2 separate regions of the Homo sapiens genome follow, and region 2 is linked to region 1. A link is a loop called in an ENCODE intact Hi-C map of the cell type or tissue named here. Cell type or tissue: mucosa of descending colon. All regions are shown on one strand. Each heading gives the region's core, and the rest is flanking DNA. Links, peaks and the distances in the headings are about the cores only. Region 1 has its middle 170 kb from the start of LINC00564. Region 2 has its middle 52 kb from the start of LINC00564.

What was found. A loop is a pair of places that touch in the nucleus more often than their neighbours do. Peaks named below come from ENCODE experiments on the same cell type or tissue, not always from the same donor. Only the 100,000 strongest peaks of a DNase experiment are listed, where the experiment ranks them.
Region 2: it touches region 1 in a loop (4-fold over the local background); 2 of 110 quality-filtered maps call a loop at or near these places.

Annotation. Positions count from the first base shown.
Region 1 is chr13:81,392,739-81,398,128 of GRCh38, reverse strand. No RefSeq gene overlaps it. Among named protein-coding and RNA genes, the nearest start is that of LINC00564, 170 kb to the right of the region's middle. In mucosa of descending colon, for the core only: no CTCF peak of the experiment used is centred there; a DNase peak (open chromatin) is centred at 2,588.
Region 2 is chr13:81,172,107-81,177,496 of GRCh38, reverse strand. No RefSeq gene overlaps it. Among named protein-coding and RNA genes, the nearest start is that of LINC00564, 52 kb to the left of the region's middle. In mucosa of descending colon, for the core only: no CTCF peak of the experiment used is centred there; no DNase peak of the experiment used is centred there.

The sequences.
Region 1 (5,390 bases), core at 112-5,111:
GAATTTACTGAGCACTTGCTTTATGTTAGACTGTCATTCTATAAAAATCACGCTAATTAAAACATAGGGAAATATTTTTATCCTAATATTGCTACTTATACATTGTTAACAATTAATGAATTTAAAATATAGGCCTTGAATAAACTTTATCTTAGCCTAGTTCTATGCATTAATCTGAAGGACAGTATAATTATTTTTCAATACTTTTAGTATTCTCAAGGGTTTTTATATAAAACATCAAATTCTCCTTCTCTCCCTCACACACACACATAAGCATACTTTGTTTCCCCAACTAGACATCCCACAATATTATTGTTATTGTTATTATTATTATTATTATTGAGACAGAGTTTCGCTCTACTTGCCAGGGTGGAGTGCAATGGCGTGATCTCGGCTCACTGCAACCTCTGTCTCCTGGGTTCAAGCGAGTCTCCTGCCTCAGCCCCCCGAGTAACTGGGATTACAGGCATGTGCTACCATGCCCAGCTAATTCTGTATTTTTAGTAAAGATGGGGCTTCACAATGTTGGTTGGACTGGTCTCGAACTACTGACCTTGTGATCCGACTGCCTCCGCCTCCCAAAGTGCCGGGATTATAGGCCTGAGCCACCACGCCTGGCCCCTACAATAATATTAATTTATGCTTTTAAGGGTTTTGTGGGTTATTGGTGATTTTTTCTTCTTTCATTACCTTTAATATTTTCTTTTATTTTTAAAATTTATCTTTTCCTTGCTTCTTGAAATTAAGACTTAATTTATTTTCAGTTTTGTTTGTTTGCTTGCTTGTTTTTTGTTTGTTTTTTTAGAGATGGAGTCTCGCTCTGTCGCCCCGGCTGGAGTGCGGTGGCACGATCTCGGCTCACTGCAAGCTCCGCCTCCTGGGTTCACACCATTCTCCTGCCTCAGCCTCCGGAGTAGCTGGGACTACAGGCGCCCGCCACCACGCCCAGCTAATCTTCTGTATTTTTAGTAGAGACGGGGTTTCACTGTGTTAGCCAGGATGGTCTCGATCTGCCAGGATGACCTAGTGATCCGCCCGCCTTGGCCTCCCAAAGTGCTGGGATTACAGGTGTTTGCCACCGCACATGGACGTTTTCAGTATTTTTTAAATGTGCACTTTAAGGTTATAGGTATTTCCTAAATAACACTTTCTTTGCATCTCAGAAGTTTTTAAATTTGTGTTGATTTCAACTATAAATGTTACTAGGCAGTGCACTCATCCTAGGTTATTAGTCTTACTTGGAGAAAGAACGCTGCTAACGAATTAATTTAGCTTAAAAGAGAATTTATTGAAGGAAAATACAGAGCAGAGAGTTTATTTAGAGAGACAGTACACTCTGAAAGATGAGGCAGAGCAGGTTACTGCAAGGGAGTGATCCAGCAGCAGTCTGAAAGCTCTGCGTTGGGTTTTTATGAAGCTGGATTTTTTCTTGAAGTTCCTACCCATCAATGTCTGAAGTCTCCGCCATTTTTCTTTGTCTGGTTTTCCCGCTCCTATTTTTTAAGTCCTCTCCTTTCCCACCCCAGGCTTGTGGGACCCTCCCTTCCTATTAGTTGGTGCACGTGCATGGGCCTGGTGTTGGATATAAATTTTACTTAATGGTTGCATTGCTCATTACCGCACCCTGCCCCCAGGAAGGTTTTACAGGGGTTGTGCTTGTGCCTGTGTATCTCTTAGGCATTTCTTCTTTGCCTTCTTCCCCTTACAACATGCATCTAGCTACATTCTGACAGGTTAACTGCAGAGTGAATGATTACTTGGCATCTTAATGGGCGTTCTTTCTGCCTAGAAATTTCCCCTCCTCCTTGCCCATATCTAACATGCAGGTTTCAGGTGGTCCCTGGAGGTCCAGACCTCCCTTTTCTCAGGGCTCCCCCTCCTCCTCATGTCTAGCTATCTGCCTGCCCTAACACAAGTATGTTATACGTTTCACCATGACTCCATCTTTAACTCATGAGTTACTTGGAAGACATGATTTTCCTTTTTATACATTTGTGTTTTATAATGTACAACATAATACTGGTATGAAGCAGGAAAAATGAATAAATTATAGGTAGATGCATAGACATGGATAAACCTCACAATGTAATATAGAATTAAAGGGCAAGCAATGGAAGAGTACGTGAGAATGATGCCACTAGTATTAGTTAGGGTATAGTCCATGCTCCTGTAACAAAGATACTCAAAGTGACAATGGCTCAAAAGAAATTTATTTGTCTCTCACTAGTAGTGCAGAGAACGAAGCCGAATCTTGAGGTTTTCCTTCTAGATTGCTATGCAGCTGTTGGATGCAGAGAACAATACTCCGAAGTATGGAGTTTGGCATGCTTAGTACTTTGAATTAAAAGAAATCGCGAGGTCCAAAAAGCAGCCTAACTTTCTACCCTTCTCTTGTTTCTCCTTACCCCCTAGTACGGGGAGGGACTGTCTCTGTGAGACAGCCACATGCCTAGGCAGATAAAAAGGGATCCCTAGAGAATCTCCAACCTGCCCCACAAGTGTTTACAACAGATGTTTTTGTGCAGATGAGAGAAGCTTCCCAGGGCTGGTCTGGGCATTTCACCCAGCGGCCTGGAGCCAGAAACAGGCACTGGCGGAAGTGGGTGGAGCTATGGAGAATTTGAGTCTTACACAGGGGAGGAGCCTGCTGTCTTCAGCTCATGTATGCGTCCTGGAATCAATCTGTGAGATGGCAGCCTGTTAGCAGGAACCCCCTTGCTTTGCTGATAGTTCTTTTTTTCTTTTCTTTTCTTTTCACCCAATACATTCCATTCAATGTGTATGTGTGCCTAATTTTTCCTGGTTGTGTCACAAGAACCCAGTTTTAGTAGAACTAAGGAGCAAAATTCTGCAACATCTGGAATTTCCTTATTGGACTAAGGAAACATGTTCAAAAGAAATGCAATTGCGTTAAGATGCACCACCCACCCTCCCAACCCAGGAATCTCATCAAATAACCAGGCAAGATTAGCCACTAAAAAAGGAAAATGGCAGGGTTTGCTTCAGTGTTTGTTGTTTTGTTCACCAGCCTGATTTTTGCCAGCACCTTTGTGTGTCAGTGGCTCCAAACTGTGAAAGTACTCCAAGATAAAAAGAAGCAGCTGCCTCTATTTTCTTTACTGCCTTCTATATATCTCTGAATTCCTTTTTGTAAATTTGTTTGGTTCTGTGCACAGGAGTCCCACAAAAATATTAGAGTCAAAGAAGGGCCAGATGAAGAAAGTCTATATCACATCCTGAGCTATAGAAAGAAACAGGGGCTTGAGGCTCCTGAGAGGTGGTAGAGTCAAATTATCGCAGCGTGAGGAGAAGAAATGTATGGTGAACAAAGGTTGCCTTGTTATGCAGACAAAACTCTCTTAGGTAATAAAAGTTGTCTGGGAGCAGCTCGCTTCCTGTTACAGATATCCTTACTAAAAAAAAAAAGAAAAAAAAAAAATCCCGCATGGATATAAATCTTCTTTACGAAAGGGAACTTTATTTTAGGCAGTTGAGTGGAAGATGAAGAACTGTTTCTGTGTTGGTTGAGTGCAATTTGTTTTTATTCAAAATAATCAAGATGCCAGGATGGTATATATCGGAGTGATATATCCTAAATCTCTTTAAAATCATTTATCAAAATGATATTGTATAAGGCTTAGTAAATGTAACATGATAATGTAACATTCAAGGAAATTTGTGAATAAGAGATCCAGCTCAGCATTTAACCGAGTCTCTTAAGTGTGGTCCTCACATTGGAAGAATGCCTATGCACGCTTATGTTTATTGCTAGAGTTTTATTTGTTTTTTTTTTCTTGTGATTGTGTGATTTATTTGGAATATGGTTGACAGTGATGTTTTGTTGTTATTTGGAGACCTGTCCTTATTTTTCTTGGTAATAAAGAATAATATTTCAAGGCCCAATTGTTTGCATGACATCATTGAATTTTATTGCTTAATATAGCACCTTCAGAGGGTATAAATTTCTCTGTTTTATTTAACCCCATTATTAACTGTTTGGTCTGAACTTTAAAAAAAATTCAGTCTGTAGGTTGAGAAATAATGACATGATGTGATTTGAACATGCCTACTTTCTAAGGAAGCACACAGCTTTGATATTTTTTTCACCTTAGATTGTTTATGTCTGAGTTATGAAAAGAGAGTTCTCATGGCTACATTTCTCAGGAACCAGAGGAGCTTGAGGAAGTTGGAGGGACTCTGCTCTGAGCCCTGCTGTCAAGAAAGGGCACAGCAGAGTTTGTTTTGGTGTTGTGTTTGTTCACTGTCCTTCTGATCTTTGTCAGCACCTCTGTGTGTCAGTGGCTTCAGAGTGTGAAAGTACACCAGGATATAAACAAGCAGCTGCCTCTGTTTTATTTACTGCCTTCTATATATATCTGAATTCCTTTTTGTAAAAGTTTGTTCGGTTTTGTGATGGCTTATCCTGAGAGAACAGATCCACAGGGCCTACACTTTATCAGCCTCCTACACTTCATAATCTGATTTTCTTGCATTTCCCAAAATACCTAGGAAATTTAGCATTCTGCTGTCAAAACCACTCTTAAAACATACCTGCAAGTAAATTCCTTTCCCTTCCTCCCTTCCTTCCCTGCTTCCTTCCTTCCTTCCTTCCCTGCTGATTTATAGGATTTATGATTCTTATTTTTGTAACTTTAATACTTATGAATGTTTTCTCTTTTTTCTATCTATGGCATCTCTCGGCCTACCTTACTGAAGAACAAATATTTATTTATATGAGAAAAGAATTTCGAAAGCAAAGGACTATATATATTTAACGTTTAACAAACTCAAACAAGTTAACTGTTTAGGATAGAATTCTGAAATTAGTGGTTTCCCTGCTTATGAATCATCATCTCAATATTACTCTTATGTCCACAAGATTCTACAGGGGAAGAAAGAGTAAATCCCATATATTCTTAGTTGAAACACATCCCTGTTACAAAAAACAGATTAACAGATTAACAAGAGAAGAACAAACAGAAGTTCATTAACATGCAGATTTCATATATAAATGGAACACACCCAGGAAATGAAAAATTCTCAAAGAGGTGAGTTTGAATTTGAGTTTATATAGCATCTTCAACAAAAACAGTACATTTTTAGAGAACTGACAAGACATAGAAAAAGGGCTTTGAGTCTCTAGAGGCTGCAACTTGTGGAAAGGCAAATAATTGGCAGATAAATGTTAGCAAAGCCTGTTAATATAGATTCCTCTGACCCTCTCCAGGCTGATAAAGCTCTAAAGTTGCCTTCAGTAATTAGCCTTTGTTCTCTGTGGTAGTAGGTGAGTGGGCACAGAATACCTTTTGTCTTTGTAAGTCTGTGTCCTGCTTTTAGGCAAATAGAGGGAGGGCAGAGAACTTTTCTGTCTCTGTTACTTTTTAATTGTC
Region 2 (5,390 bases), core at 315-5,314, 220 kb after region 1:
AAATGTAAAGGAACATCTTTGAGCACTAAATATGCTGTGAAAACTTTGGAAAGAATGTGGACATTGAAATGTACAATAGTGACATGCAGCATTATTTTATTTATTTATAATAATTATGGCAAAATTTATTATGTGGACATACCCTTATTTATATGATTGTTCCCTAATTGTCAAACGTTGGCTTTAGCCATAATTTCTGCTATCATAAATCACAGTACAGGGGATAAAGCATCCTTATAACTGCGACCTTGCACACACCCGTAAGTATATTTTTAGGAGAAATTTCTGGAAGTGGTATGCTGGGGCAAATGGTAGACACATTTTGAATTTCTTATATACATACTGACAAATTTGTTTTGAAGAGGTTACTCCAATTTTTATTTCCATAAAGGGCAAATGACTACTCCCAATAATATTTATTTTTAAAGGGGTTTATATTACTTATTTTTTTATTTCTATTTTAAAATATTTCTTACATTTCATGCATGCGAAAATATATGTAATATATATGATAGCTAAAATAATTACTAACACAAATTCCAACTTTCAGTAACGACATTGATAATTTGAGAATTTTACTTACCTTTGAAACCCACTGGTGTTCCTTGCTTTGCTCTCTAGAGGTCTTAAAATTTTTGCTGTTGGCTGGGCGTGGTGGTTCATGCCTGTAATCCCAGCACTTTGGGAGGCCAAGGCGGGCGGATCACCTGAAGTCAGGAGTTCAAGAGCAGCCTAGCCAACATGGTGAAACCCTGTCTCTACTAAAAATAAAAAAAGAAATTAGCCGGGTGTGGTGGCACATGCCTGTAATCTTGGCTACTAGGGAGGCTGAGGCAGGAGAATTGCTCGAACTCGGGAGGTGGAGGTTTCAGTGAGCCGAGATTGCACCACTGCACTCTAGTCTGGGCAACAGAGCGAGACTCTGTCTCAAAAAAAAAAAAATTGCTGTCATTTTCTTTGCTTTTATTTTCATTTTTACTACACATATTATCTATGTATACATACAAACCCCACATATATGTACATATAAATATATAATCAACATATTTTACAATATATTTTTCATTTTGCTAGTTTTTGAAATGTATATTAAAAGTTAAATGCTATATTCTTCTATTATATAATCTTTAGCTAAATATTATACTTGTTAATTTAAGTTATGCATCTATGTTCATTTATTTTGATTGCTACCTAATGTTACATTCTGGTGATAGTCCACAACTTATTTATTCATTATTTTTTAAGCAACATTTTCCAGGTTAATTTTATTATCTACTATTTTACTTGGAACAATTTTGTACATTGGACAAGAATTTTTCTGTGGTATATATATCACAGAATGAAATCACTAAATCAAGCTGTGTGCATTAGCAAACTTCCTTCTCACAAGTAACTGGTAACTCCTTAACCAACTTCAAGCATTGTTTGTACTATTTCAGATCCAGTACTTTTGGAATCTTTTTCAGATTTATGTTACTGTCAGTTACTTCTGAGAGTTATGCATTCTCTATACATTGGCTTATCTATTGGGATGTGGCCATTTCCTTATCATTTTCTAACATTGTAGGGGTAGCAGTCAATCTGAGATGCAGTACCCTTTATTTGAAATCTTGTCAATCACCATGAGTACCAGACTTGTGAACAAAATGTACTTATTTTTCTTTACTTCCACTGATTCTTTTCTACTACAAAAATAGAAATAAGGAACATTAGACTCTTCACGTGAGATTTTTACTTTTCTAAGGTGCGCATATGCCATAGAGATAAGTTCTATGTCTGTATATGTACATATACATGGACGTGAGAGTGTGCGTGTGTGTGTGTGTGTGTGTGTGTGTGTGTGTAAGGTGGCTGAGGGGTTAATTTTGCATCTGAACAGGCCAGTGTTGAGATGACTTCTGTTTTTCTCTAACCTCTTGAACTAATGAATGCAAAATAAAACAACAAAAATCAAAGAAACTAAGCAATAGAGAAAAGAAAGGGATTTAAAAAAAAGAGAAAAGAAAGTCAAGCACATTAACATTTCAAACATTTATGCTGTCAGATAAATTAAACTGTTCAGAATTATAAGGCAGTTAATATCCTACATTTGTCTAGCAATTTAAACCCCCTTAAATACCTGTTTTGACTCAATTGAATGGTTATTTTGAAGGGTTCCACCTGCCACCCATGAATTAAAAGAACAAATTATATTCATAAAGAATCAGCAAATTTCCAAATCTAAACAAAGAGCTAATGCAATAAGGGAGAGAAAGAAAGAAAGAGAAAAAGCAGAAATGGAGGAGAAGATATAGAAAAAAGAAAACTGTAAATTATGTAATTAATACAAATTAGATTAGGGTTTTTGTTTGTAATCTCTTCCTAATTTAAATGCTTGTTTTGGAGGAAATTGTTTACTTCCCCTCTTTTTTCACCCTCTTTTTTCCAGTTATGTAGCCATCTTATGTAATTCATTTATTTAGGATTAAGCTTTCAAACTAAGATGCGCTATTTTGAGGCATTTTTTTTCAAAGAGCTACTCTAAAATCCTATCATTTAAAGACAACTATTGTTACCAAGCATATACTTTCTCTTCCTGTTTTATCCCCAGTTCTACAGAAAAAAATAGTCTAATATCAAAATGAATTTGTACTTAGGATTCCAAACACTTAAAAAATGTTTAGCAGACACAATAGTTGAGAAAAAAATAGTATTGTTACTAACCATATATGTTTTACCAAGAAGTAATTGTTAGTTGGATCACTATCACCAATATTAAAAATATTAGAAGAACCTAATCCCAGTATATTAAAAACAGATTTCTTGAATTTGCAAATTTATTTAGAATTACATAAAGGGTTGCTTCTATTTAAAATTAAGAAAGTAGATAAATCATTTATCACAGAGGTGCTTACTTTATCCACGTATAAACCAAAATCACCCTGACATGCTCTCTGCATTCAAGAGGTTAATTGTTTTGGAGATATGGGCTTAAGTGAGACATAAGCAGGAGTTGAAATGAACTTTAGAAGTTCACGTTGCAAGTACTCCAACAAGTGTATAATTCAATCTGCCTTACCTCAACTTCAAAGAAATGTTTATACCTCAACACCCTATTCAACCCATAGACCTTCATAATGTGAAGACACTGGCAATGTGAAATATTTTCAAATTCAGGTTACCTTTTAGTCATTAAGTCCCAAATTAAATAAGCCCTTATTCTCATTTTAAGTCTGTTACAGTGAGTATATAATGTTAAATTGCTTGACCATGGGAGTCAATAACAATTCAATATTACGATAATGAATAGAATCTATTTTGTTAATTGCTTAAGACACAACTAGTGGTCATGTGCCTTTAGGAAATATAGTAACTGCTTAATATTATTTTATAATATATTATCAATAATGTATTAAATGATAATCGTCTGATTGACTTATGAGCTCTGGAAATACTATAATCAATAACTTTACGTACATAGGGAAAATAAACTGACAAATTAAAGAAATATCCTTCCTTTAAATGTCCCCTTACCTTCTCTTAAAGAGTAATTTAAGAGAAGAAAGGAAATTTTTGAATATTAGCTCACATTAATTCCATGAAATAGCTCATTTCCATTTGTGAAAATACAGAAAAGTTCCTTCTTATAACAATTTGTTATTCACAACCTTTGCAGTAATTACACTAGAAAAATGATGGAAGAGTGTGATTAATGATAAATGAACTTCTATTATCTGCCAGTTACTTTATATATGCACCAGAGTCAATGCTTAACACAACTGCTGGAAGTAAGAACTGCTAAATTTGTTTTCCTGTGATGAAATGGAAATTCATAAGGATTATAATATTTCATTGAATTGAAAACCAATCCTATTCATTGAAAGACACGTATCACCTTACTGCCAGGAGAAACAGAAAATGCTGCCAAACATGACTGTAAGACTTATCTGTAGACTGGTACTGACTCAAAAATGTTATTCTGGTAGGATTTAGGTGGGTAAATGATACCGGTAGGATGGGTTGGGTGGCCCATGGAGTAATGCCAGGTAGTAAAGCACCTGTTTAAGGCAAAGAAGTTGGTGAGCTGAGGCCGGGCGCGGTGGCTCACGCCTGTAATCCCAGCACTTTGGGAGGCCGAGGCGGGCGGATCACGAGGTCAGGAGATCGAGACCATCCCGGCTAAAACGGTGAAACCCCGTCTCTACTAAAAATACAAAAAAATTAGCCGGGCGTAGTGGCGGGCGCCTGTAGTCCCAGCTACTTGGGAGGCTGAGGCAGGAGAATGGCGTGAACCCGGGAGGCGGAGCTTGCAGTGAGCCGAGATCCCGCCACTGCACTCCAGCCTGGGCAACAGAGCGAGACTCTGTCTCAAAAAAAAAAAAAAAAAAAAAAAAAAAAAAGAAGTTGGTGAGCTGAATCTATTCCCAGGCCTCTCTGACTCCAAAGCCCTGATTCTTACATTGAACCTCACGGCCTCAGCTATCTTCACAAAACAGGATGCATTTGACATTTTCCTATATGAGAACTCATCTTTTCCTTGATGGCACCAGCAGTCTTTGTAACCTTCATGTGGAGGAAATCAAAGTGCATGGCAGTGTATTAATCAGAAAAATGGATTGTGCTTGCCTCCTCCTGCCAATCACTTGACAAGGAAAAACAGATAGCAAAGATTAAATCACAGCTTGCTCAAATGCTCCACACTTGAAATAAATACATTTCAGCTTTCACGAAAGTCCATTATGCACTGTTTGGCTTTGATTAGCAGGGGGCATTTCATAAAACATGAAAGAAAGGTACAGCTGGGGAAGAAAGAAGAAATGCGTGAGCATGTATAGTCACTGTTTAGTTAAACAGCTGATTCACCCCAGTCAAAGAAAACAGCAAAGGCTCTGACAATTACGAATGTCCTTGGCAAAAGGATGAATTTACCTGCCTGTAAACGAGACATCGCTTGAAAAGGCAGTGTCTGCAGCAAACAGAACACCAGCAGAGCATGACTTTAAAGAACAATCCGTATTTGCTCTTACACAGGAGAGATCCACAATTGCAACTTGATTGTAATCCTCACCTGGGAAATCTGAAATCACCACCTGTTTTCTTTGGATGCTTGTGTGACACACTCCAGTTGCTTTCTACAGAATTTAGAACATTCATTTACTCCAGTGGATACACTTGGAGCTTTACTCAATTCGATTCATTTTCATTAAACAACTGACTCACCAGACTCATTAGACCTATGCAATTCACTATGTTTCATAGTCACATCTTTACTTCTAAATATATGGTACAAACATTGCTTCTAGCTAAAGGTATATTTTCATATAAATGCTGTAATTGTTTGCCCTTCGTTAAAAAAGCCAAGATATTAAATGTAAGAAATAGTCTAATAGTTTGTTACTACGCAGTCAGTT